5 separate regions of the Mus musculus genome follow, and all the other regions are linked to region 1. A link is a loop called in an ENCODE intact Hi-C map of the cell type or tissue named here. Cell type or tissue: left cerebral cortex. All regions are shown on one strand. Region 1 holds the start of Sstr2 (somatostatin receptor 2). Region 2 overlaps Slc39a11 (solute carrier family 39 (metal ion transporter), member 11). Region 3 overlaps Slc39a11 (solute carrier family 39 (metal ion transporter), member 11). Region 4 holds the start of Slc39a11 (solute carrier family 39 (metal ion transporter), member 11). Region 5 overlaps Slc39a11 (solute carrier family 39 (metal ion transporter), member 11).

What was found. Hi-C counts contacts between places; a loop is a spot of excess contacts. Peaks named below come from ENCODE experiments on the same cell type or tissue, not always from the same donor. Only the 100,000 strongest peaks of a DNase experiment are listed, where the experiment ranks them.
Region 2: it touches region 1 in a loop (5-fold over the local background); 33 of 42 quality-filtered maps call a loop at or near these places.
Region 3: it touches region 1 in a loop (3-fold over the local background); 22 of 42 quality-filtered maps call a loop at or near these places.
Region 4: a loop joins it to region 1, with 2.3 times the contacts of the local background. A loop is called at or near these places in 5 of 42 quality-filtered maps.
Region 5: it touches region 1 in a loop (2.7-fold over the local background); 12 of 42 quality-filtered maps call a loop at or near these places.

What each region holds. Positions count from the first base shown.
Region 1 is chr11:113,615,552-113,620,551 of GRCm38, forward strand. It overlaps Sstr2 (somatostatin receptor 2), which reads left to right and starts at 3,776. Exons shown (of 2, transcript NM_001042606.3): 1 at 3,776-4,071. It also overlaps a transcript of Slc39a11 not described here. In left cerebral cortex, a CTCF peak has its summit at 2,197 (motif pointing left); DNase peaks (open chromatin) are centred at 2,193, 3,216 and 3,706; H3K4me3 peaks cover 1,914 bases; H3K27ac peaks cover 1,263 bases.
Region 2 is chr11:113,294,987-113,299,986 of GRCm38, forward strand. The region is part of intron 7 of Slc39a11 (solute carrier family 39 (metal ion transporter), member 11); the gene reads right to left. Among named protein-coding and RNA genes, the nearest start is that of Gm51927, 11 kb to the right of the region's middle. In left cerebral cortex, CTCF peaks have their summits at 1,358 (motif pointing right) and 2,989; DNase peaks (open chromatin) are centred at 1,378, 3,004, 3,680 and 3,954.
Region 3 is chr11:113,496,133-113,501,132 of GRCm38, forward strand. All of the region lies in intron 4 of Slc39a11 (solute carrier family 39 (metal ion transporter), member 11), which reads right to left. Among named protein-coding and RNA genes, the nearest start is that of Gm51928, 40 kb to the left of the region's middle. In left cerebral cortex, a CTCF peak has its summit at 2,945 (motif pointing right); a DNase peak (open chromatin) is centred at 2,952.
Region 4 is chr11:113,561,853-113,566,852 of GRCm38, forward strand. It overlaps Slc39a11 (solute carrier family 39 (metal ion transporter), member 11), which reads right to left and starts at 3,963. Exons shown (of 10, transcript NM_027216.5): 1 at 3,824-3,963; 2 at 154-272. The coding sequence starts at 261. In left cerebral cortex, no CTCF peak of the experiment used is centred here; DNase peaks (open chromatin) are centred at 2,725, 3,343 and 3,949; H3K4me3 peaks cover 931 bases; H3K27ac peaks cover 255 bases.
Region 5 is chr11:113,513,618-113,518,617 of GRCm38, forward strand. All of the region lies in intron 4 of Slc39a11 (solute carrier family 39 (metal ion transporter), member 11), which reads right to left. Among named protein-coding and RNA genes, the nearest start is that of Slc39a11, 50 kb to the right of the region's middle. In left cerebral cortex, no CTCF peak of the experiment used is centred here; a DNase peak (open chromatin) is centred at 2,779.

The DNA of each region.
Region 1 (5,000 bases):
CAATGGGCCAGGAATGAATGGCACCTCGTGGTGTTCTCAGGAGGCACACTGCACCTGCAAGGCAGGTGTGATGGCCACCCTTTCTGAGCTGTCCATGCTCTCCCCCTGAAGGGCCTGTGACAGATGAGCACTCCAGTAAGGACCAGGGAATGTCCTTGGAGACAGCTTGCTCTTTGCCAACTCTCACCGAGGACTTGTTCCAGGATGAGTGATGAGGAACCTTGTTATGTTAACAGGCATGACAGACGAGGGGAAGAGAGATGCTCAGGCTGGTAGTGGGGAAGGACTCCCTCCCCTCATCCAGGGTTTCATAGCCTGACACTGTCAGCCAACTCGACTCCTGCCTTTCTAGTCCCTGGCTGAATGATCTTGGGCAAGTCACTTGGCATCTCTGAGTCTGGTTTTCTCACTTACACAACTACGTGGCATTGGCTTTCTTGATCAGAGGCTCCGAGGTCCCTCTTGGGACCAGCATTCTTAATGCACTTCCAGCAAGATGGAGAAGGAAGTAGGAAGAGGAGAGAGAGAAGGGATTCTGAGGAGCAGTTTCCAAGGAGGTTCCATAAGCAGGGAGAGAGAAGGGAAGAAAGGGGCTCCTGTCACCCCTGCTGAATCTAAAGAGACCTCAAGCCCTCTAGGCCAATGGGCATGTCCTTAAAAATTCATGGTAATCACATGCCATAGTTTCCAAACAAAACATCAAGTCCAGGTGTGGCCTCACAGACCTGCAGTCCCAGCTCTTGAGGCAGAGGCAGAGGCAGAGGCAGAGGCAGAGGCAGAGGCAGAGGCAGAGGCAGAGGCAGAGGCAGAGGCAGAGGCAGAGGCAGAGGCAGAGGCAGAGGCAGAGGCAGAGGCAGAGGCAGAGGCAGAGGCAGAGGCAGAGGCAGAGGCAGGAGGCAGAGGCAGAGGCAGTCAAGGATCGTCACATGTTTGAGGCCAGCCTGAACTACACAGTGAGTTCCAAAGCACCCCACATTTAACATGCTGCAGCTTAAGGGGCCTTGCTCTTTCTCCATCCATAGAAATGTCACATGTGCAGATGACAGACCCTGTGCCAGATGCCTGGCCTGCCATTCAACACCACCAATCAATCCAGTTCTCCTATGCCTCACACGTTCCTCTAAGCTAAACTGCTTCCACCATAAGCTAAACTGCAACATTTGCTTCCACCAAATGGACAGCAGAGGAACAATTGCTCTCCATTTAGTTGATAAAGCCTCTAAGCGACCAGACAGAATGACCTACTTGAGAGTTCCCGGTCCGTTGTCTGCTGAACTCCCAGGCCATTACCGTTCTTCATTTCCTGCCACCTAGCGTCCCTCTGGTAAGTGCAAAAATGAAGAGGTGTTTGTTTCATTGGCTTAAAGATACCAAGCAAGGGGCTGGAGAGATGGCTCAGTGGTTAAGAGCACTGACTGCTCTTCCAGAGATCCTGAATTCAATTCGCAGCAAACAAGCAGCTCACAACCATCTGTAATGGGATTGGATGCCCTCTTCTGGTGTGTCCGAAGAGAGCTACAGTGTACTCACATACATAAAAATAAATAAAAAATCTTTAAAAAAAAAAAAAAGATACCAAGCAAGCCAGTGAGGAGGTTATCTCTTTTGCAACCCGTGTATTTTTCTGGTTCAAGGTCTCGTTACATAGTTACTAAAGGAGCTGTTGAGGAAGGACAGGCCTGCGGCAGATTGCTGGGTGGGTGTCAAAAGGGCAGGGTATTGTCAAACCAGGATTGGGAACTCAAACCTGGAGGCTGGAGGGGCGGTGCAGCGAAGCCAAAGGTGATCTCAGAGCTCTGTGGAGGCATTCACAGGTCGGGGGAGGGGAGAGAGGCACACAACCGGACCGGACAAAATCAATAATTGTTCTAGATGACCTTTTCTGCTCTCAAGGTCAAAGTGTTCAGATCTCACGGGGCCCAGCTGCAAAAGAGATAGGCATGCCCTGGTTTCATCTATCCATTGGGGCTGAGCCTGGCAGACCTGACTCTGAGAGAGCTGAGGGAAGACTTCCCAAGTGCACGGAGGGTGGATTTTATTGTGTGTGCTCAGCATGTTAAGAGCATACAGAAATGATCCCCACGTTGTTTGGGAAAGGATTATTTAGCTGATAAGGACAGCCTGCTTTTTTGCTGGTGGTGTTGATATGGAACCAAAAGTACAGAAACCAAAAAAACCTGTACACTGCCCCCTGGGGGTCACCTTGTGTATGAGAGAAGGAACTACTGAGAACCAGGGGTTCCTGTTTTTGAATGAGCTATTTTGCTAGACAATACACAAACTGCAGCAACAGGTGACGAACTTTTACAAGGTCTCATGACACTCGAAGAGAGCCGAGCTCAGAATGGACACTTCCTGGCTCTTCATCCTTCTCTGTTCCCGGAAGGGTTTTTAACTAGAGGGGGCAATAGGCATTGTAACAACTGTGTCTCAGGGAGGAGGAGGCCTGAGCTCACTCAGGGCCCCTTCTTTCCCCCAGGGCCACTCCCCTCGTTCTGAGAGCTGCACTATTCAACCCTTCAACCCCGCCCATAAAAAAACCTAAAGACAAGCCAACCCACACAACACTAGGACCCGACAACCACTGCTTCAATCTCCATCAAGTCCACAGAGCCCACACATCTCGTAGAGATGGTGCCAGTGAGCGACACTCTGACTTACAAGAATTCCGGGCTGCTTTTACCTGCTGCCTGGCTCCCTGTCAAAACTCACCGCACATACACAACTCCTGGATTTATGCTTTTCCCCGATGAACCCGCAAGCAGATCAAAAACAGGATGGCTGCATCAGGACCCACAGAGAAAGCTAATCGGGGGGGGGGGGGTTTGTTTTCTGATTTTTCATGTTCTAGAAACCACCAGGGTGCACTCACTGTCTCTGTCTGTCTGTCTGTCTCTGCCCCTCTCTCTCTCCTCTCTCTCCCCTCTCTCTCCTCTCTCTCTCCTCTCTCTCTCTCTCTCTCTCTCTCTCTCTCTCTGGGGGAGTGTTAAGAGGTGAAGGAAGGGAGGCTACAGGATTGATTATGACTTATTAAACTATTGGAACATCGGCTGAATCATCACAGTCAAAAAATAAATAGCTGCAACTTGATGCGACACATCTCCCACTTCTTGTGAGTCCCTCCTTGCTCCCGCAGAGCGCCACAGCGCGCGTAGGCGGAACGGTTGGGCTGGGGCTGGGTCAGACCAGCAAGCAGTGACTGACGGGCTAAATTAAAGCTAGAAGAGACTGCATGGCCCGGGGCCTCCAGTTGGGAGAGCGGTGGAGCCCGCGGAGCCTGCTGGCTGCAGGAACTGAAGCCAGGTGCCCCGCGCTTGCACACCTGCAGGCGCCTGCACGGGAGACACGCTTGCTGCTGTCACCCCTTTTTCCTCTGCCCTTAGCCTGACTCTGCAACCTGTGCCCTGTTCCCGGGACTGGACCGTGGTAGGCACGGCTTTGCAAACTTGAGAACACGTCTTAAAGGTCCCGGAGCTAGTCTAGGTCACCCAAGTCGCCGCACCAGCTGCCTGGAATTTGTTGGGTAAAACCAGACCGAGTCACTGAAATCGGAAAGAAAGCCACGCGCGCCCTCATAGGGAGGAGTCGTGGAGACACTGACATCGCTTCACCATCCAACAGCATCAAGGTCTGCTGTCTTATCCTGGGCCACCCGCAGGTTTTCTCCACTCTGCTCACCGGGTCCAACAGGACCCGGCAGGCGGAGCCAAGCTGCCGTGACGTCACGGGCGGGGGCGTGGGGAAGTGTGCCCAGGGGCTGCCACCCGCCCGGGCCACTGCTAGCGGCGCAGCCACCGGCGCGCTCGCGAGGCCACCGGCGCCTGGAGCACCAGTCCGCGGCTGGGCGTCAATGATCTACAGGCCAAGCTAGCTCTCTCGGGGCCCGGGCAAGCTCTCTCAGACGCCAGAAGGGCCAGCACGAGCCAGCCAAGGAAGCTGGGAGCCCCGGGAGCCACTGCTGAGCGCCAAACACCCGCTAAGCCTGCTGTGCTCCTGGACGCCCAGCTGGGTAAAAGAACAGCTTCTGGGTGCTAGAGAACACAGGGAAGCGAGTGCTCGAGGAAAACCAAGGTGAGGGGTGCCAGTGTGCATACGCGTGTGTCACCGTGAGATGGAGGGAGGGACAAGCACACTTTGGGCACCTGCATGCATCTGTTCTGGGGATAGACCGCCGATCCCGGCGACCTGCACGTTGGTCCCGGCGCGCAAATTCTCTGTTTTTGTGCCTTTGGAGGTGACAGGTGGATGAAAGATGCATATCGTGGTGTCTGGGGTGGAAAGGTAGTGTGTTCTGGGACGGATTTGTTCTCAAAGAAAATGCCCAAGTACCGTGGCGTGTGCCCTGCGTGTCCGATGGGGACAACTTGTTTCCTAGCCACCTGCGAAACAGCCCTGGTCCGAGGAAAGAGACACCAGCTAAAGGAGAAGGGACATGCCAAGTGCCACCACAGGGTCCACAGTCTGAGACCTAAGTTAGGGAGGGACAGTGATGGGGACGTCACCGAAAAAGAAGGAAAGCAGATTCTTCAGGGCTCTTTATCGCCCTGATGGGGAGGCAGCCCAAATTCGTCTGCGGTCAGGTCCCCCTCCCTCCCCCCCCCCCCCACCCGCCGCCCTCAGGCAGAGAATCTGTCTAGATTGGAGAGAACCAGCTACTGAATGGTCAGGTCCCCAAGCGACTGTCAGCGCTCCTAGCTGCCCCTGGCACCTCAGTCCCCTCTGCGTTTCGAAGCTGGACATTGCAGGCACCGCAATCCACTCTCCCTCAGTCTGCCTAGAAACGGTAAAGATCCCTTAGGGAACACGTTGTTTCCAGAGTCAGCGAGTTATGACCCTAAATATTTTCCTCACACTAACTCCATCGTCCTGAGCCTCGCTTATCTACCTTCGCCCCAATGGCGAGGGGCACTCTAGCATCGTGGTGGGCTACACAGGGCTGCTGCAAGTTCCAACCTCAGATTCTTGGAGGGGTGTGTGTGTGTGTGTGTGTGTGTGTGTGT
Region 2 (5,000 bases), 320 kb before region 1:
GTTTTGAGACAGTGAGGTGAGATCAGAGGGGTCTGGAATCTAGTCCAGGTAATAAGGGAAGCAAAAGAAAGACTCTCTGGGCACAGGGCTGTCTCTTCTGAAGTTGCTAGTGGGTTTCGGAGCAAGACATCAGAAGCAAGCTTGTCTCTGGAGACCACTTACAGCCCAATCAGTTCTCCCCCAAAAAAGAGGGAGCCTAGGGAATCACAGGGATGCCATGAAGATGCGTGAGTAACCTCATGCCTTATTTTCTGAGATGGTCCGTGAGAAAGAACCCTCTTAACTGTGGACAAGTCAGATGTTTGCATATTCTCAGCCCAGGGAGTGCACTATTAGAAGGTGTGGCCCTGTTGGAGTAGATGTGTCACTGTGGGTGTGAGCTTTAAGACCCTCTTTCCAGCTGCCTGGAAGCCAGGATTCTGCTAGCAGCCTTCAGATGAAGATGTAGAACTCTCAGCTCCTCCTGCACCGTGCCTGCCTGGATACTGCCATGTTGCTGCCTTGATGATAATGGACTGAATCTCTGAACCTGTAAGCCAGCCCCAATTAAATGTTGTCCTTATAAGAGTTGACTTGGTCATGGTGCCCCTTTCCCTGACCAAATACTCATACTGACAAGACTTGTCAGTTCACAGCAGTAAAGCCCTAACTAAGACATCAGGTCATACCCAGTTCTTGAAAAATATATTGGGGGTAGGGCTTCAGCAGCTAAGAGCACTGACTTCTTTTACAAAGGATCTCGGTTCAATTCCCAGCAACCTTACAGCAGTTCACAGCCATCCATGACTCTGTTTCTGACCTCTGTGGGGATGGTGCACAAACAGGCAAAACGCTCATACAGACAAAATAAGATAAATGAATCTTACTAAAGTTACTACAACACTAAACGTGACGTACAATAACCCACAATAGCAAACAGGGGCCTCTGCGGTTGGCCTCCCCACACCTCGTTGATTGTTACAGCTTCCTGCTCTATTGGTCTCTTTGCAGAGGATCACCCAAATGCTCTATTTTAATTCTTGGAAAGAAGGAGTAAGGATGATGAATCTACTTTGTGATGAGGTAAACGAGGTGGGAAATGCTGAGAGCCAGATAGCGGGGAGATAAACACGACTTTTGCAAAACATCTAGGGAATGTTTACCAACTCCTACAGAAGGAGATAAATAGAAGATAAAGATAGAAAAGATTAATAGACAGATAGACTTTAGCTTTATGGAGAGAGTAAATGTAGCCCAACACCAATTTAGAGAAGTTCTATTTAAGCCTCTCGAGGTGAGGCAACTCAGAGACGCACCTCACTGGCCTTTTTGAAGCCTTTCTCCCCCATTGCCTCATAGTGAGTCTTGAAGCCAGACTACCACATGGTGGCGCTGTGGGCCGTTCTCCAATGCCAGTGGCCTGGAAGGGAAAACTGTGGGAAGAGGATTGTGGGTGGACCACTCTAGATCTCCCTAGAGGACAGCTACATGGGAGAAAGGCTGGCTCGCTTAGGTGAAACGGAGGACAAGATCTTTGGGTGCAGATAAAGGCCTGCAGCAGGGGAGTCGAGTGAAGGGCTGTGGTGAGGAGAGGGGCCGGCAGGGTAAAAGGCATCGCACTTTTGCCTGCACACCCTCTTGCTAACTCACCAGCTATACCTCAGCCTAGAGAAGGTTTCCAGAGAGGCTAAGACAGAGGGCAGGGGGAGCTCCACAGCAACAACCCGGGGACAGGGAGGGTCTCCCTGGAATGTCCCTAAAAGGCAGGTGAACTTGGTGCCCATAGAGGCAAGCACGCACTCTGTGGATTCTTGCTGGGAGCAGCTATCACAGGCTGCTCCTCAGAAGCTCGGTGAGACAGGAAAACAAAGCCATCGCTACTCCACGAGTGTGTTCTGACCCCCACATCCCATGATTGGTCATATAGCAACGCCTGTGTTTTATAGCTCGAAAGATGTATGTCGTTTATGGTCTCTACTCTTTGATCTGCTATCAGATGCAGACTTGGAACAGGCACAGACTTGGTCTGAAAGTGGTGGTTAACCCAGCAGACATCCTTGATTAAGTGTCTGAACACTGGGCACCAGCAGCCGGCCGGGGCATGCAGCACGAAGTGCAGGGAACCAGGGGAGGCCCGTTTGTGGGTTGTCCGATCTGCAGCCAGCACTGCCCGTTCTGCACAGCCCTGCAGCCGGACACCGGTCGGAGCCATCGGTCCAGGCTATAAACACCCCCTCGCCAAAGCTGGAAACGGGGTGCAAAGCACAACGTCTAAGCATAAGATTGCTTCACTCGCTCTCCCTTCTGGTTCGAGTTATGTGTACCTTGAAGTGAGGGCTGAGAGGTGTGGTCTCCTCTTAATGATACTTCTGAAAAGGAAAACCACTTTAATCATCCGACTCCCCAAGGACATACGGGCTTCGGCATTTCTTTGTGGTTGGAGCCAAAAGAAACCACGGAGGGACCAGATCAGAAAGCAACACTAAGCTAAGACGTGTTTCCCTTGGCCCACAGACTGCTCATGCCTGGCTGACTCTTCCTTACTCAGAGGACAGGTTTTGGGTTTGGTTTTTTTTTTTTTTTTAAGACAGTGTCTCTCTCATGTGTCTTAGGCTAGCTTCAAACTCACTATACAGCTGAGGACAGCACTAAATTCACCTTCTCTCTTCTTAAGTGCTGGGATTTACAGATGCGGCCCACCATGCCTGCTTTACTCCATGCTGGTGATTAATCCCGGGACCCTGTGCATGCTAGACACACAGTCTATCAACTGAGCTGTATCCTTGGCCAATCTTCCCTCCCCCCTTTTGAGACCTAATTTGGCGAGGTACCTAGCTCATCTGATAATTTACATGTGATGTGACCCACCTGATCTTGAACTTATATAAATCCTCCTACCTCAGTTTCCCAAAGGATGGGATTATAGGTCTATGCCACCACATGCCCCCTGGGCGCTGATTTTTGATCCCTGCCACTGATCCAGTAGGACACTGAGGTGCAGTAGCAGCCTGTAGACACCTGGTGGCAGTAGTGACACACCAGTTCTAGGCTGGCTGCTTTCTGCCTATGTCTCTTGTCTTAACTGAACTGCTGAGAGGAATGAGAGTGCCTTTTTGATAATATTTACCTCTCTCTTCTCTGTTGGTGGTGGTGGTTAACATTGCTGGAGAGAGGTGAGACTCCCTCCCTCTGAGATGCATTGCAAATAGTACCCATGAGGTCACGGAGAGACAGTGAGGGCTCAGCAGTGAACTTGGGTAAAAGCTATGGGCTGTGTCCACTATGTCTAAGTCCATGAACTTTATGTAAAAAGTCAGAGAGTATTTTCAGCCTTTAGAAGTCTACGTCAACTCTTCACTCAGTCATTGTAGCCAAGGAGCCAGAGACAGCATGTGAAAAGATTGGCGAACGTGTGTCTCAAGAAAACCTCCATTTATAGAAATTAGTGCAGGGCCAGACTTGGTTAGCTGTGTCTATATTCACATTCCCCCGGACTATAGCGAGCGCACTGGAAGCCAGAATCAAGTAAAAGCTGGATTGAGGGACGTGAGGTGGCTCAGTAGGTGCTTGAGGTCAAGCCCGGTAACCCGAAATTGACCCCAGGACTCCTGCACCCCCAGCACCCCACCCACACACACATAACAAATCTATCTTCAGTGGCATCTGGCATCTGGATCCGCAACACATCTGGATCCGCAACACAGAACTCTGTGGAACATCAGTTGCTTCCTGGAGTGGGTGGCTGGGAACTGCCAGCATCCTCAGAGAGGGGCAGACCTTTTGCAATCTCTGTTGTAGGGTAGCTGTCTGCCTGTGCGGAATAGTCTCTCTCTCTCTCTCTCTCACACACACACACACACACACACACACACACACACACACACACACACACTCATAGCAGCTCCTCCCTCTTTCTTCCATCACTGTCACGTGAATCACCTGTGGCTCCCTGCCACCTGATCTTCAACTGTTCTCCTAAACTAAGAACACTCGTGGTCTGCATTCATCTCTCTGAGATTTCCTTTTTCTTCTCTCCAGCAGGGCTCCGTCCTTTCCTCCTCTCCTCAGGGTTACTGAAGTTCGTACTCGAGGTCAGCAAACACTTTGCTCTGTGGTGGAATCCGTCCCACGGCTCCAGCGTCCCCTTCCCACCTTCCCAAGCCATCCCAGTTTAGCCAGGTGGCTTTGTCCAGCACCTCTGGAGCCCTGTCCTGAGTCTGCACCAGGCTGGGTGGAGACAGGCCACTGTGTGGAGGATGTGCTTTCTCTTCAACCTGCCTCCCAGGAACCCTTTCAGCTTCCCTCCTGAGCACTAGGGGAGTCTGTCTTGATAGCCACTGTCCATCCGCCTTGAGAACACATTGGGGGCTTCCTGGGTATTCAGCACCGCCATCCGTACCGCCATCCGCACCACCATCAGCACCGCCATCCCCGGCTGACTGCCCTTATGCTTGGCTGACCTTTACAGGCCAAATGTAAAAAGTCCGCCCTGTTCTGAGTTTTCTTAGATGGTCTGGTTTCCATCGCTCCCCTGTAGCCTAGATTATGCTGATTTTAATGCTGCTTCTGGCTTAAATGCCCACTCACAAATTATGTTGTCTGCTGCTTCTGTTAATGATGATCGACCGCATCACGCTGAAGTCTGAGCATGCGGCCTGGATGATAATGGCCTGGACGATAATGAGTCTGTGGCACGGCATCAATCAAGCATGTGTGCTTCAAAAGGACATGGCTCCGGGGCTGGAAAGAGGGCTGGGGCGGGGGAGGGGCACTCGGGTGGGACAATCATTGAAGATGGAGGTTTGAGGCCTCAGAGCACACATACAGCCAGACATAGTAGCACACTCCTAATCCCAGCATGACTTTGGCGGGATGGGAGATGGAGATGGCACAATCCTGGAAGTGTGTGGGCAGGCTAGCCCAGTGTATGCAGTGACAAAGACAAATAAGACTGTCTCAAAATGGAAAGGTGGGGCTGTTTAACGGTTTCCTTGGAGACTGAAATATTCCTACCTGGCAAG
Region 3 (5,000 bases), 120 kb before region 1:
AAAGGTGAGGTCTCCCCAGCAATGGTTCTGGGGCTTCTGGGCCCGAGAGGAATTATGCCCACCTGAATCCCCGCCTCCCTTCTTTAAACAGGATGGGCTTGGGATGGCTTAAGTATTTAGTTTAAGTATATATGTCAGGGAGATGACCCAGTCAGTAAAGTGCTTGTAGCATGAGCGTTTGAACCTGACTTTGATTCCCAGAATCCAAGTTAAACCCAGGTGTGCTGGCGCATGCTTGTAATCTGGGTGTCAGGTTGATGAAGATAAGTTTATCCCTTTGGGGCTCTCCAGAAGGTTCCAGGTCGAGGAGAAAAGGTGTCTCAGAAGAGAGGAGATGGGGTGGCTCCTGAGGAATAATATTCCAGGATGGCCTCTGCCCTCCAAATACCTGCACTCACATTCATATGCACTCATACAGACTGGCGCGTGCGCATGCACACACTCCTGCAAACACACACACACACAGTATTCAAATGCAAAAGTAAGAATAAAATCATAGAAAAATAGATAATGCCTTAACTGGGTTGGAATGATGAAGTCTCCGCATGCATTGTTCTAGAAGCAGTAACAAAGCACAAACGAAATAAAAGCCCTCATAGTCAGAAGCGCGACAGACGGAGTCGTAAGTGACAGACAGGAAGCAAAACACGAGACGTTATTTCCTCGGTGTGTAAGGAACTCTGAGGTGACCTGCAAGCAAGCGCAGCAATGTCCCTGGGAAACAGGAGAAAGACACCGATGGCCAGAGTGACACACACACACAGGAAGGCGCGCGGGTCCATCTAACCCACTACGAAATGTGATTTTTTTTTTTTTTGCACCTTTCTTTACTTTGCTAAAAGCTTGGAGTGACGAATCCAGGTAAGAGCATCCTCTGTATACACTGTTGGTGAGATCATAGATGGATCCAAGCTCTGCCGAGGCCAAGTGGAAATTTCCAATTGAAGACAGAAAAGTCACAAATCATGGTGTAATCTCACTTTTACTAACACGCCTTGGGGCTAGAGAGAGGGCTCTAAGGTTAGGACCGTTTGCTGCTTGTGCAGACCACCTGGATTCGGTTCCCAGCACCCACACTAGGCAGCTCCCAGTCACCAGTAACTCAGAGTCCGCTCAGAGGATTCAACGACCTTTTCTGGCCCCTGTAGGCACCATCATACACATGCACATACAGACAAACAGACACAGACATACACACAGACACACAGACAAAACACTCATAGACATAAAAAAGAAGTAAAACATTAAAAATAAAAATGTTAAAGCTGGTCATGGTGGCTTGGGTTTGTAATCCCAGCTAGCACTGCAGAGGCAGAAACAGAAGGCTCCCTGGGGCTCACTGGCCAGCTAACCTAGCCTAACCAGGGAGCCCTGGGACCCAGAGGGAGAGCTTATCTCACAAACCAAGGCTGTCCTGAGGAACAACATTGGAGGTTGACTTCTGCTTCCATATGCATTTGTGCACACACACACACACACACACACACACACACACACACACACACACACTACTTTAGTGAATGTTATCTGAAAAATGACTTTTTAAATAATGGAGTCAGCTGGACCAGCACTTCTCGCCAACTCAATAAACTAGAGTCCTTTTCCCCCAAGCATTATGGGGCACTAGAAATCTGCAGATATGCAGAATCTAACTTCAGAAGGATAGCAGTTCTCAAAATAGGGTCGGGGGGTGGTGCATCATCAGCAACACCCAGGAACTAGCCAGAAATGCAAACTCCAGGACCCTGGTCAGCCATCCTGAACCTGCACACAGGGTAGCGGTCCCAGGAGTCTGAGGAAGAGCTTCCAGTTATGCCCTGTGCCTCTCACAGTCGCCAAGGAAGGCCAAGTCACACAGCTTCGACTCTTCGACTCTTCTCCTGGGATCAGAATGCTAAGTGAATACGGCCATTTGTTTACCTGCAACACAGCAGCATGCCAAGTCACCTTCCATTCTTTCCAAGGCTAGTAATTCTGATAACCAATATGGTTCCTAACTGATCCCACCACCAAGAATCCTCTTACAGGACCGATTTTCTTCTGCTTAGGAGCAAAGACGTCTTCCCTCTATGAATTGCATTGACTTCAATTTGTTCGTCAGAGCACTGCAGGAAGCCCGGGCTAGAGGCAGGTGAAAACAAAGTATCTAGGTTGCTCTCCTAGCACCCAGAATGGTGTATAGCCCTCTGCCACATGCCAGGCACAGGGCATGGGAGAGAGACCCACCAGGGGCTTCGAGGAAAGAGCCACTGAGCAAGGGAGTGCAACACACAGCATCTACCCAGGGAGGATCAAGTGGTACCTACTGGCTGCTGTCCCACACAGCTGGTGGCATCCATTACTGCCTTTCATTTCCAGCCAAACTCTTCATGTTCACATAGGACCCCAGTTCCCCTCTCTAAATACCAGTGTCTGGCTTTTTCATGTTGCCTTTGAGTTATTAATCCACCCCCCAATATCTACACCATATGTCCCTATCACAGGGTGGACTGCAGCCTCCCAAATGATGTCATGGCTCCCAGGACATACAACTGTACTCAGAAGCATGGACCCTGCTCTGCGGACCTATAGGGTCCATATTAAAAACTGGGATTTGTATATGTGGAGAGGGATAGAGGCTACCTGGGAAGGCTGGAGTCGTGTATACAGAGGCCGAATGAAGGGCCAGGATGCGGGGGAGGCCTGGGGAAGAGCCTTTCCCAGTATCTTCAGGGAAATATGACTCTCTTCTACCTTGATCTTTCGTGTCTAGAACTTTCTAGAAAGTCTTAGCCTCCAGAACAGAGACAGTAGATTCCTGTAGTTGAAGCCACTCAAGTCATGGCCCGTTATCAGAGCAACCATTGCAAAGCAATGCATTCTACCGTGAGATTCCTGTTTTCCCCAAAGGAAAGATGGCCCCTGTAGCTGCCTCCCCAACCCAGCTCAACCCAGTCACCACCTGGCCACCAGGGGGCGATGATGACGTTAGGGGACTCTGACAAAGGGTGAGTCCGGAACCTGGGGATGCACCCGAAGCCACCATGAAGCTTTTCACAACGCAGAGCCCTGAACTGCACCCCAAGCCTCTTACATGAGAATACCAGGGGCAGCACCTGGCAATCTACTTCCTTTAAGAGTTCTCCGACAGGCCCGGAGCTCACTGACCAGGCTGGAAGGATTGGACAGCAAGCCCCAGATACTTTTGTCTTTGCCTCCCGGTGCTGGGATTTCAAGCCTGTCCACACCATGCCGTTTCCCACGGCTTCTGGAGGCTGAACTCCGTTGGGTTCTCGTGCTTGCAAGGCAAAGCACTCTACTGACTGAGCGCTCACTCTCTCCAGCCCTGCTTTCTGTTTCTGAGCCAGAATTTCATACTGTAGCCCAGGCTGGACTCACAGCAGTCCTCCTGCCTCAGCCTCCCAAGTGCTGGGATTACAGGAATGGGCCATGAACGTATGTTTTAATAGGATCCCCCAGGTGAATCAAGGACATATTCTGGGGTAAAAGTCGTCCCGGGGATGTAAGGGGAATGATTAAAAGAAAAGAAGAATAAGTCCAAATGACTTTTGAGAGGCAGCGTTGAATAGTATAGTCGGTCAGACCCCAACCTATCACACTCTGGGCCTCAACTCTTTGATCTGTAAAGCAGTGTGCTGCAGAGATCTGCCTCCTGGGGCCACTGAGGACTGAGAGTCAAACATACATGTGATACAAGCCATACAGAAGCCCAGGAAAAAGAAAAGGAGACGCTCTCCACTGTCTTCAGCGGCACTTCCAAGCTGTCTCACAGGAAAAGGAAACACTACAACAATGGAGTCCTTTCGCTCACACGCCAGACCAAGAAGCTCCGCCTGGGAGCTAAGCTTCTCTCCTATCAAGTAGCCACCAAATATGCAAATGTCCATAAGTACAGGTGCCCTGTGTGGCAGAATGGTCACTTAGCACAGGCTCTGCCTCCTCACGGTTGGGGCAGTGAACAAGAGGGAGTTTAATCCTTTAATGGGTGTTGGATTCTGGGTCTGGAAATCGTTGCCGCAGTGATGTGATTGTACTGGACTCTGAATCACACACTGAAGCCTGGTAAAGAAGGAGGGCCAAGGCTGTGGTATTTTTTCACAACGACAGGAAAACAAACCCAAGCTACCATCACGGAAAACAGGTGACAGCACCGGCGTGCCTCGGTATAAAATGACCTTGGCTGCATTTCCCAACGTTTTCCAGACTCTAGAATCTCCCTTCCTCTAACTTTTAAGATTTTTATCTACAATGAATCGAATCCATCCTAAAAGCCACACAAGTTTCTCTTACAGCACTGGGAGCAGCCACCATGCCTTCTAATACGACAGCGACAGGAGAACACACTCTGTTCTTGTCAGTTTCTCTTATTCAAACCATCTCAAGATGTGTCTTCAGGACACCGATTACCTTTAAACAATCTAGTCTGGTTTTCGGGGTTTTTCTTTTCCTTCTAACAGAATATTTGCAAGGGCATCCACTGTTCTAAGAAATTATCATCAGGCTTACAACGTCTGCTAACTCATCATGACAGTTTGTCAGGCATCCTCACCCCCACAATTTATCAAGCCGGGACTTGGAGGGAAGACAGTTTCTCTTGTGCCATTATTTCAAGAGGTGAAGTGTTGAACGTGGCAGTCATCAAGGAAGGGTGCTAAGCTGCCACCTTGAACAGTAAGCCGGTTATCACTTGTGGTAAGCACCGGCATTTAAGCCCGGGCGTAGTGTCCCCTCCCTGACAAGCTTCATGTATGTATGTGACAAAACCTAATTACTGAAGCTGAATTATTTAGGGTCCTACCTGTCATCTTGGATGGAATGAATGCACGTGTAAGGGGCTCTCTGGCAATTCCCTTTGTCTCCTTCAGTCAAGTAACTCCCTCTTTCAGTGAGAAATTACAGTGGATGGAGATCCAAGCACGTGCAGATGATGCTGTCAGGGGCTGAGGCGTCTCGTTATAGAACAGGCGCAGCACCACACACACCCACCTCGGGAGCAAGCA
Region 4 (5,000 bases), 54 kb before region 1:
GTAAGGAAACAGAGAGAAAACAAGGAAGATGGGAAGAATTAGCATCCCACCACCTGCCTGTGTGGCCGCTGCCCGGCGGTGCTGTGTGGCAAGGGGCAGGTTCCAAAGGTCACCAAAGGGTCCCTGCCAATCCCCAGAAGCGAAGCGACTCACCTGCCCGCTGGAGAATATGAACACGAGAGCTGCCCCGGCTGCTGTCATTGCCCAGGTGAAGAAGGTCCCCAGCAAGGCCTGGACCACGGAGCTGTAACCTTGGAGCATGCTGGATACTGCTGTGCACAGAAGAGCAGAGGGTCAGGCAGATGCTGAGGGGCCCCAATTGTGATATACACATGTCCTAAGTCACTGCCTGAGCTGCCCTCTGTCAGGGTAGGTGGTCTGCACATTCAAGTCAAACCAATGCAACAGGCCTCACCATCCCAGTACCAGCACAGGGACATTGAAAGGCGACGTGAGGACACTGGGAGAAAGAGGCCAGGAAGCTCTCCCCAGAGGCCCGCTCATTCATCCATCTGTCCCTGCCTGCTATTTCTCCTCAGACCCTGCCAAAGAACAGGCCCCTAGCTCAAACTGTCCTCTAGATACCTTCCATCTGATTCCCAGTCACACCTTCCTGGCTCCCCAAGCCAGCCTCCTGGCTAAACATAAATTCCACCGACAGACCTTCCCACCGCCATGGACTCTCCAGCCAAAGTCCAGCAGCATGCAGTCTGGGCCCTACGCTCCCATTCAACTTAACTCATCAGGGCACCTTTACAACCCAGACAGCTGTGCCTCCAAGGTTCCGTTCCCATAAGCCCCTTCGGGGAGGCCTTCCCTCCACGGCTCCTGCCCACGAAACCCAAGAGCCTCCTCTAAGGCCCACCTCATGCCAGGTCTGTGATGAAGCCTTCTATGACTACCCACGCATGTGTGCGCGCGCGCGCGCGCGCACACACACACACACACACACACACCATGTCCAAACACACATCTTTGCTGTTTTCTATAGGGGCCTGCCTACATCCATAACCTAACTTTGTAACTGCTTGAGAATGGTGAAGACACTTTCCCACAGCCTTGTGAAAGCAGGCATGGCCATCCGCTGCAAACTACCTGCTTAAGGAGGAGGAGCCAGCTTACCCAGAAAGGAGAGTCAGAGAACACAAGGAAATAGAACCATAAACGGCTCTGTGCATAGCTGCTGCCGGCGAAGGGGCACCGCTGTCCCCTAAGAAAAGAAAGGGCCCTCTCTCATATGGGCCCAGAGAACCTCCTCAGAATGAACTATAAGACTGAGACCATATCCTGTCCATCCTGTCCTAGATTGCAAATGTCAGGCTTCGCCTACGGAAAGTTACAAGGCAGAGAAGTCCACTTGCGAAGCGGCCGTGTGTCCTGGCACTCACATACACATACAAGCTAGGTGTGGGCATCAACTCAAAGGCCTCATTCAGTTCCCTTTCGGCCCTCTAGCATCCACAGGGCTGGACCTGACCCCACCTGGCTTGGCTCCCTCAGAGCTGAACATGCCTGCATATCAAGGGCTAAAGAGGTTCCCTCAGCTGCCCTTAGAGGAAGCCATGGCAGAGTATGGACAGGGCCCTGGGCACAGCCCACACTCAGAAAAGGCTGTGGGCTCAGATGAGTCCCGCTGGGCCCCCATGCTAGGTCTAAGGTCTAACCATTTATGGGTTCGGATTCCAAGCATATGCAGCCTTTTGACGATGACACTGGAGAACCCCACAACCAAGAAGCAAAAAAGCAAATAACGAAAAACTGCCAAGTCTGGCAACCTGAGCTTGGTTCCTGACGCCCACCTGAGGGAGAGAACCAACAGCTCTCCTCTGACCTCGGCATTTGCACCATGGAATGCACAAGCCCCCCGACCCCACCCCGCAAAACACACACACATAGAGGTAGTTTTAAAATGCACCCTTCCCCAAATCTCACATTGTCTAAGTAAGCTTACTATTTTGTGTTGGGCTGCACACATCTCTATACCGAGTGCAGGTTGGGCACACATGACAGAGGAACTCAAGACAGCAACTGCACACATTTTAAAATTTTTAAAAAGAAAAAAAAAATCAAGCAAAAAAATAGCCTTTTCCACCCTCCCTGAGTCAAGTCAACCTCAAAAGAGTGGTGTGTGCTGGGCATGGCAGCAGAAACCTTTTAGTCCCAGACCTTGAAGAGGCAAATACCAGCAGGTTTCTGCAAGTTTGAGGCTAGCCTGGTCTACTTAGTGAGTTTCAGGACAGCCAGGGCCATATAGTAAGATTCTTTGTCAAAACAAAACAAAACAAACTAACAAAAAACAAAAATGAGAGACTTGAGTATTTTTTGTTTTTTGAATTTGTTGGATTTTTTTTGTTTGTTTTTTAGCTGAAATCCTAGAGCATTAACACACTGATCGCTCCCAGTTGCTTGTGAGTAAAATGTTAAACATACACAAAGACCGAGATGGAGCTAGCATCCTCTCAAGTCTCACTATCCGAGACAGATCACAGCGTAAAACATCCCCCAAGTACCTCATTGTGTCTTTTGACAGCTACTGGTTAAAAGAAACGATTCCCATTTGCCAGCCAGCAAAATCAAACCAAAGGGAGTTGTGCGTCTCCATGGCGGCCAGAGAGATAGGAAAACACTCTTCTAAGTTCACTGCATAACTGAGTTCCTGAGAACTCAGAGCCCTGGCCACCCACCACTTATCACAGTGTGAGCCCAGCACGCCTCTTCTTCCACTCACTGTTTGAAAACTCTGGCTACTCTCTAAGGGTGGTGGAAAGCCAGATGTCTGGTCCCTCTTGAGAGCTACTTAGATGATTTTTTTTTTAATGTAGCCTGGAACTTACTGTGTAGCAGAGAGTGGCTTTGAACTCCTGATCCTCCTGCCTTCCACCTCCCAAAGCCGGAATTGCCAGAGTGTGCTACAATAGCTGGTTTTTGTGGTACTGGGGAATCAAACTCAGAGCTTTGTACATGGTAAGCAAGCACTCTACCATAGGGGCTCCATCTCCAGCCGTTGGAGCTACGTAAAAGCACAGGGCGCAGGCGACATCACACACTTGTGGGATTCCCCAAATCTGCACCTTATTTAACTCCATGGGGGAGTTAAATCTTGCCAGGCAGTCTGCTTCAGACTTTCTCCAGAGCTGGATATTGACATCATAAACTGGACCAGTGACCAGGACAGGGGACCATTCTCCACCCATCCTATAACTTGAGAGAAGCCAACAGCGGGCTGACAGCACAGAGCAGCCAGCTCCCATGACTCCAGTAAATTTCCTTCTGTCCTTTTCTGTCTCTTTCCCTGTCTTTTAAATGTTGCCTCCGCACTTCAAAACGCTGGTTTAGTTAAAGCGAGGCACTGCGTGGGCTTAAGGGAGCTGGCACAGAACTCGTGGACCGGACTTTACCAGAGACGCCCATGAGACAGATTCAGGATCTGGACCACTAGCATGAACATGAAAAAGTTCTCCAGGAGGCAGGCATGCTGCCGGCTCTCCAGCCTCCCCCAGACCTGCCACAGGTGGAGGTGGGAGGGGCCTCCGAATGGCTGCCACTGATACCACAGGTCCCTTGTCCCCTATACACACCACCATGAAACAATGAATGAAGAGACCCTTGGCTGTGCACTCAGGAGCTTCGCATCACTGTCTCCAGCTCATCCTAGGGTGGAGCAGAGGGGTCCCAAACACCCTCCTCCCCCTGCCACCTGTCACAGCCCCTGCTGCTCTTCCAGGACTTGCACCTTAGGGCACCCCTTTGCAAGCTCCAGGCCGCTGCACACTCTCGAGACTGCCCGGCACCCCGGGCCTGAAGGAGAGAAAAGGCGACTCACTAGGGTGCCCTCTCCAGCCCCCTCTCCACTTCCATCAGCCCCCGATGCCACTCGCTCGCCCGGCTCCACTCTCGCGGTCACTTCCTGCTTCACTCCAGCACACGTGGCCCTCCACCGCCGGGCCCCGCCCCTTCGCAACCGGCGAATCCTGCCTGGAGAATAAAGTCTCAGGTTCACAGGCTTCCGTGCTCGCAGGAACAGAGGCGGGCGGGCAAAAGCAGCACTCTCCCCTTCCCCCAAGTCCACAAATGCAAAGGCGAAGGCCTAGGGCAGTGCACACACCCCAGGAAATCTTGGGGAGGCTACAGACACCCAAAGAAGGGGCACTTTGGATCAGTTCTGACGTACTTAATGTTGTCTACATCTTTTGTCATATGTCCTAAACATGACAACATAGGTCCTAACTGAGCTACGGAGCCAGTGTCAAGATGGGCAACATTCTGAAGGTCAATGGCTTTATTCTCAAGGTCAATACCTTCCATTAGAAGGATGCCCAGGCTCTGCATTCTACTTGAGCTTGCAATCTTTCACTTGCTGACTACAGCCTGTCAATGTCAATATTGAGGACCCACTGAGGGCCACATATGCGAAGCATCACCCCAGGTCATAGGCTTTCCGCTCCAGGGCTTCTATGAAAACACCTTGACTAGATTTAGCTGCAATAAAATGAAGGCCAGATATCTGGTTCAATTTGAATGTCAGGAAAACAACAAATAGTTTCTTATTATAAGTATGCCCTGTGCCCTGTAAGGGATGCACACATGCAAATGTCATGACTGTTTTTTGAAATGTAAAGTTAAATGAGTGGTCAGTGTTGCATTTGGCAGCCCAAGCATAAAGTACTCAGGACAGGAGAACAGCCTGCAGTTGGAGTATACAAAGAAGACAGTAAGAGCAGGCATCTATTACCCTCTTAGAGAGCGGTGTGCCTTCCTAGTGAGGACCACTCTGTATTCGCAGCGATGAAGGAAGAACTCTCTTAGGGTGGTTGTCCAGCTCTCAGCGAATGCCCAATCAGCTCCCACCAGGTTTTATTAACTTATATACACGCTAGGCTTAAGCATTTCACATACATTGACATCCTTCAATCTCAGGTCCTGGACCCAGGTAACCCTTTGAGCAACTTAAAAAGAGGCTGCAGACTGCAAGTCTGGCCACATAGGCAGCTAGGAGATTT
Region 5 (5,000 bases), 100 kb before region 1:
CTCAAGGTCATCCGTCAGCCTCCACACACAGGCACACCCCGTGTACTGTTACTGTATACACACACACACATCCATGCACCATTACTGCCCCCCCCACACACACACACACACAATGATCTTACAATTAAGCCACCTCCATTTGAGAGGCAATGGGGCCCAGAGGGTGGAGCGAGGACAAGGTATCTTGCAGTGACTCTGATGCAGCGGTCCAGTTTAAGTTCACGGTGCCTTTCTGTTTCGGGCTCTGCAGAACAACAGGTGAAAGCACACTCCAAGGGTTTCCAGGAACTGGTGAACGGGCTGCACCGGGCCGTGATCCTCACAGAAGGTGAGATGCACAATTTCACATTTTCCATTAAAGGTGATGGACTGTTCGAAGCCAAAGCACTGGCCGTGTGCTGACTATTTCGGGAAACTCGGAGACGGAAAAATGTGTGACAAAGCAATGTGATGGGCCCAGGGGTGGGGGTAGGGGGGAGCGCCTGCCACTGGGTAGCTGTGAGACCTCATCGGAAATAGCCCAGTGGTAACTCTGATTCAGTGATCACTAGGCAACACACAAACACAAGAGTATATAGGTTGTTTTTTTAATTGGGAGGGGGGGGTCTCTGTATGTGGTGTGTGTGTGTGTGGTATGTCTGTATGTGTGTTGTGTATGTGTGGGTATATGTATGTGTTTCTGTGCATGTAGATGTATGTATATGTGTGGTGTGTATGTATTATGGTGTTTGCATAGTAGTGTGTGTCATTATGTGTGTGTGGTATATCTGTGTGTGTTTGTTATATGTGTGTGTGTGGTATTGAAGTGTGTATGTGTGCATTTGTGTGTGTTTGTGTGTGTGTGTGTGTGTATGTGTGTGGTATATCTGTGTGTATGTGTGTGTATGTGGTGTTTGTATGGGGTGTATGCATCTGTGTGTTTGTGGTATGTCTCTGTGCGTTTATTATGCCTCTGTGTGGTATTTGTGTGTGTGTGTGTGTGTATGTTTATGTATAGTATATATTTATGAGTATGGTGTATGTGTGGTATGTCTGTGTGTTTGTTATGTCTCTGTGTGTGTTGTATTTGTGTGTGTGTGTATGCTTGTGTGTGTGTGTGTGTGTGTGTGTATGTATGGTGAATATTCATGAGGGGGTCATCCACCCATGCACAGGCACAGAGGCTGGAGGACTGCACCAGGTGTCATGCACTGGCGCTCTCTGCTTTATTCCCTAGGACAGGGTTTCTCACTCTACCTGGAGCCAGGCTGACAAGCAGCAAGACTCAGGCATCCTCCTGTCTCCATCACTCACCCAGAGCACTAAGATTAAACCAATTCTGCTAGACTAGCAGGTTCCTGGGATTTTCCTGCCTCCACCTCCCCAGTGCTGGAATTAAAAGCATGTGTTGCTGAGCCTGGCTTTTCTGTGTGCCAACCACAGTGTTTTTACATGGGTGCTGGGTATTCAAAAACTAATCCCCATGCTTGTCTGACAAGGGTTCTTTCTCAAGCCATCCCCACAGCCCCTGGAGACATATTACATATTCTTAAATTCAGTAGAGAAAATAGAATGAATGGGACACTACTCCCAGAAGCTAGCGGGACAGGAGCTCCAGAAGAACACTAGAAACAACAAAAACCAGAAGGAGTGTACGGGAGGTAACGGTACGACATACAACGGGAGACATGAACGTGACACGACATTAACTAAAAAGGTCCTCATGAGAAAGTGAGCCCAGGGCTGGGAGAAGGCTCAGTAAACTTCGTGACAGCTTGAGCTTCATGGCCAGCAACCACGCAAAGGAACCAGGTGTGGCAGTGCACAGCTGTAGTCACAGCTCTGGGGAGCCAGGGACAGGAGGATCTCAGGGTGCACTGGCCAGCCAGCCTAGCCAAACTGGTTAGCTTTAAGTCCAGTGAGAGGTATTGTCTCAAAAAAAAAAAAAAAGAAAGAAAGAAAAGAAAAAAGTAGAAAATAATTGTGAAAAACACCCAGGAGATTGACTTCTGGCCTCTGCACACCCATGCACATATATATGCACACATGCAAACATGAATGTATACACACTAAAATAAAAAAGGTAAGACCTAATTCTATTGTTTATTAAATGTAAAGACACATGAGTACACAGTACTAGAGGGCCACTGGACCAGCTGTTCTTACTAGAACAAAATGGAGGTTAATACAAAAAGCATCATCAACGTTACTCCTCTGAAAGTCTACAGCTCTCTTCCCCCTGGCCAGAGAGTGCTGCCTACTGGCCAGAGAGCTGTCTAGTCAGAGTTCTGCTCTACAAATTTCACAAAGCACTCTTATGCCCAAAATATGCAAGAAGAAAATTCCTCCACTTTTTTTACAGCAGGTTTTAACAAACACAATGTCTGTGTCATACCCAGCCCCCAAAAAGACTTGCTGTGTTGAAGCTATGTCCAATGTCACTGAGGCCTCTGGGGGTGATAAGGTTAGATGAGGCATGACTGAACTAGTGTATTGATGAGAAAAGTCCCCATCAGAGAGGCTCACCATCTCTCTCTCTGCCTCGACTTGTGTACAGACACAATGGGAAGGCAGCCATCTGCAAACCGGGAAGATAGGGCCCTCACCTGTAATCAAATCAGCCAGAGCCTTGAGACAGTGTGTTATTTAAGCATCCCTGAGTGGTGTTTTGTTACGGCGGTGCGACCCAAAAGACAGCTGGGACACTCTTAGGTGTCGTCTGCTCTGCTGTCCCTCAGGATAGCGTGGTGAACCGATGAGTAATCTCCTCAAAGAGGCTGGCGTGGCACTGCGCTGCTCCAGATGACAGTGACAGCCCACACTGTCTCGAGGAGCTCTGGGCAGCACACTGCTCTCAAGTCTGCCTCAGCTCCTGCAGCCAAAACCACTGCTGTACAAATCATGCCTGTGGCAGACACTGGCTACCTTCAGGCTTCTTCTTGGAACTTCCAGACATCAGGGCTGAACACCAGCTTCTGCCAGAGGCTGCTTCTGTCGGCCTGTCCCTAGTCACTCTTCTGCACTATGGAGTCACTGCCATCCTGTTCAACAGAAGGTCCTTAGTTCATGAGGCTGATGGGACGGGAGCTACCCTGAAGACACATGTTCATGAGTGTGCATGTGAGAGAGAGAGAGAGTGTGTGTGTGTGTGTGTGTGTGTGTGTGTGTGCCCACGCCTTCTAAACTGCACATATGCAAGTGTCAATGTGTGTGGAAATGCACCTACATTTCCACTGTCTACAACCACTTATGGGAACACATGCCTGATCTCACTTTGCTGATGATCAGCAGAGAACAAGCCGCTGATTAAAACCTTGTAGCCAAGCGACCCAGAGTGCACGACCACCAGGCGAGCCCTTGTGCTATGGAGGCAGATCTTCAGCTCTAAAGGATGCTTATCTTAGCCACCGGATGCTGGGCTGCTCTGTTCACAGCTTCTCCAGTGGTATTCGACCTGCTGCTTCTCCTTGTAGGTTTACGTTCAGAGAAAACTGGAATCCTCCCAGCATGTCAGCCCTGTTGCTGGCACAGGTGTGGGCATGCACGAGGGCCTTTTCCCGCATTCAGAGTGAGCAGCAAGTCCAGCCCTTTGGTTAAAGCTGGCCCGGTCCAGGGGATACAGGGAGCACTGCCCAGTCGTAAAGAGAGGAAGCCTGGGAGGATGGGGATGGCTACTAGCAAAGGAATCTGCTGCAGAGACGGGGGCAGGGAGGCTGCCAGAGGGTAACCAGCTTAACTTGGTCTCAGGGCCTTCTCTCACCTCACAAGGGGTCACATGTGTATATAACAAAACACACATGCTCAGCCCCATGCCCTTCAACAGGAAGAAACAGGAACCCACAGGCCCACACGACTCTTGCCAACCTTATGATTTTATGATTTGTGTATTAAGTTCTCAACACCCCACCCCCATACACATCAAGGGAGCGGCAACTCTCCCTCTTTTCACCTGTGTGTTGGGAATAGGGAATTTCCAGAGGACTCTGAGATGCTGGCTGTGATCAGAGGTCCAGTGTTTCTCCTCTATCCAACCTAAGGCATCCCCAAGGCTGCATGTGAGAGAGAATGACTTATCACACTGGCTTTAACTGGGTCCTCCCCCCCCAGTACAAACTAGCCAAACCTCATCTCTGTCCCAAAACCTCGCTGTCTGTTTTTTCCCTGACACTGCCTTTTCCCTCCAACTCCCTGCGACTCTGACTCCTTGGCCCAATCAATCTGAGATCCGATGAGCAGTGAGATATAGCAAGGCAGGTTCTGTGAAGCATCAGCCACCTGACTGGAGAGAGAGCTGCAGACTATGGGCAAGCCAGCCCTGTCCCAGCTCCCATGAGGAATAGGAGGATGCCCCTATCTTAAGTGCACACTCGGTGTCTTTTCTACCCCCAACTGCCCATAAGTTCTAAGTTCTAGATATGTGGAACCTGAAATGTTTCCTGACTCAAGCCATGGCAAGAGAGGACCGTCACAACTTTATGGCCTAACATCGAAAAGATGGGGGGAATCAACGTGGGTTTTAGAAGGTTCCAAGCATCATACATGCTCCACATGGTAGGATTTAAATCACTTGGTAGGATTTAAGCATCCCTATCAAGATGGTCTGTGATGACAAAAACCACTGGAGGCTTACGAAGTTTCCCTCAGAAAGCGTGTGTGTGTGTGTGTGTGTGTGTGTGTGTGTGTGTGTGTGTGTATGTGTTCTCCTACCAGTTCCACTCTTCCTCCTTTGGGAACAAACAGCAGTGTCAGATGTAATTTATAACCCTGGTTGAAAATTAAAGATGTAATTTGTAACCTCCTGGTCCTCTGCCATCTCGGTGAGCCAGGACAACAGAATCAGCTAAAACACAAGCACAGATACCGTGGGACCCCGACTTAGAGCGTTTCTCCCTGGAAGGTAAAGCCCTGCACGTTCCCCAAGCTTGTTTTCCCTGATCTCTAAAAACACAGCCAGAAAGAGGCTCTTTGTTCTCTATAGCCAGCAAAAAGCCTTTTTTGTTTCTATACTTTACAACCAGAGA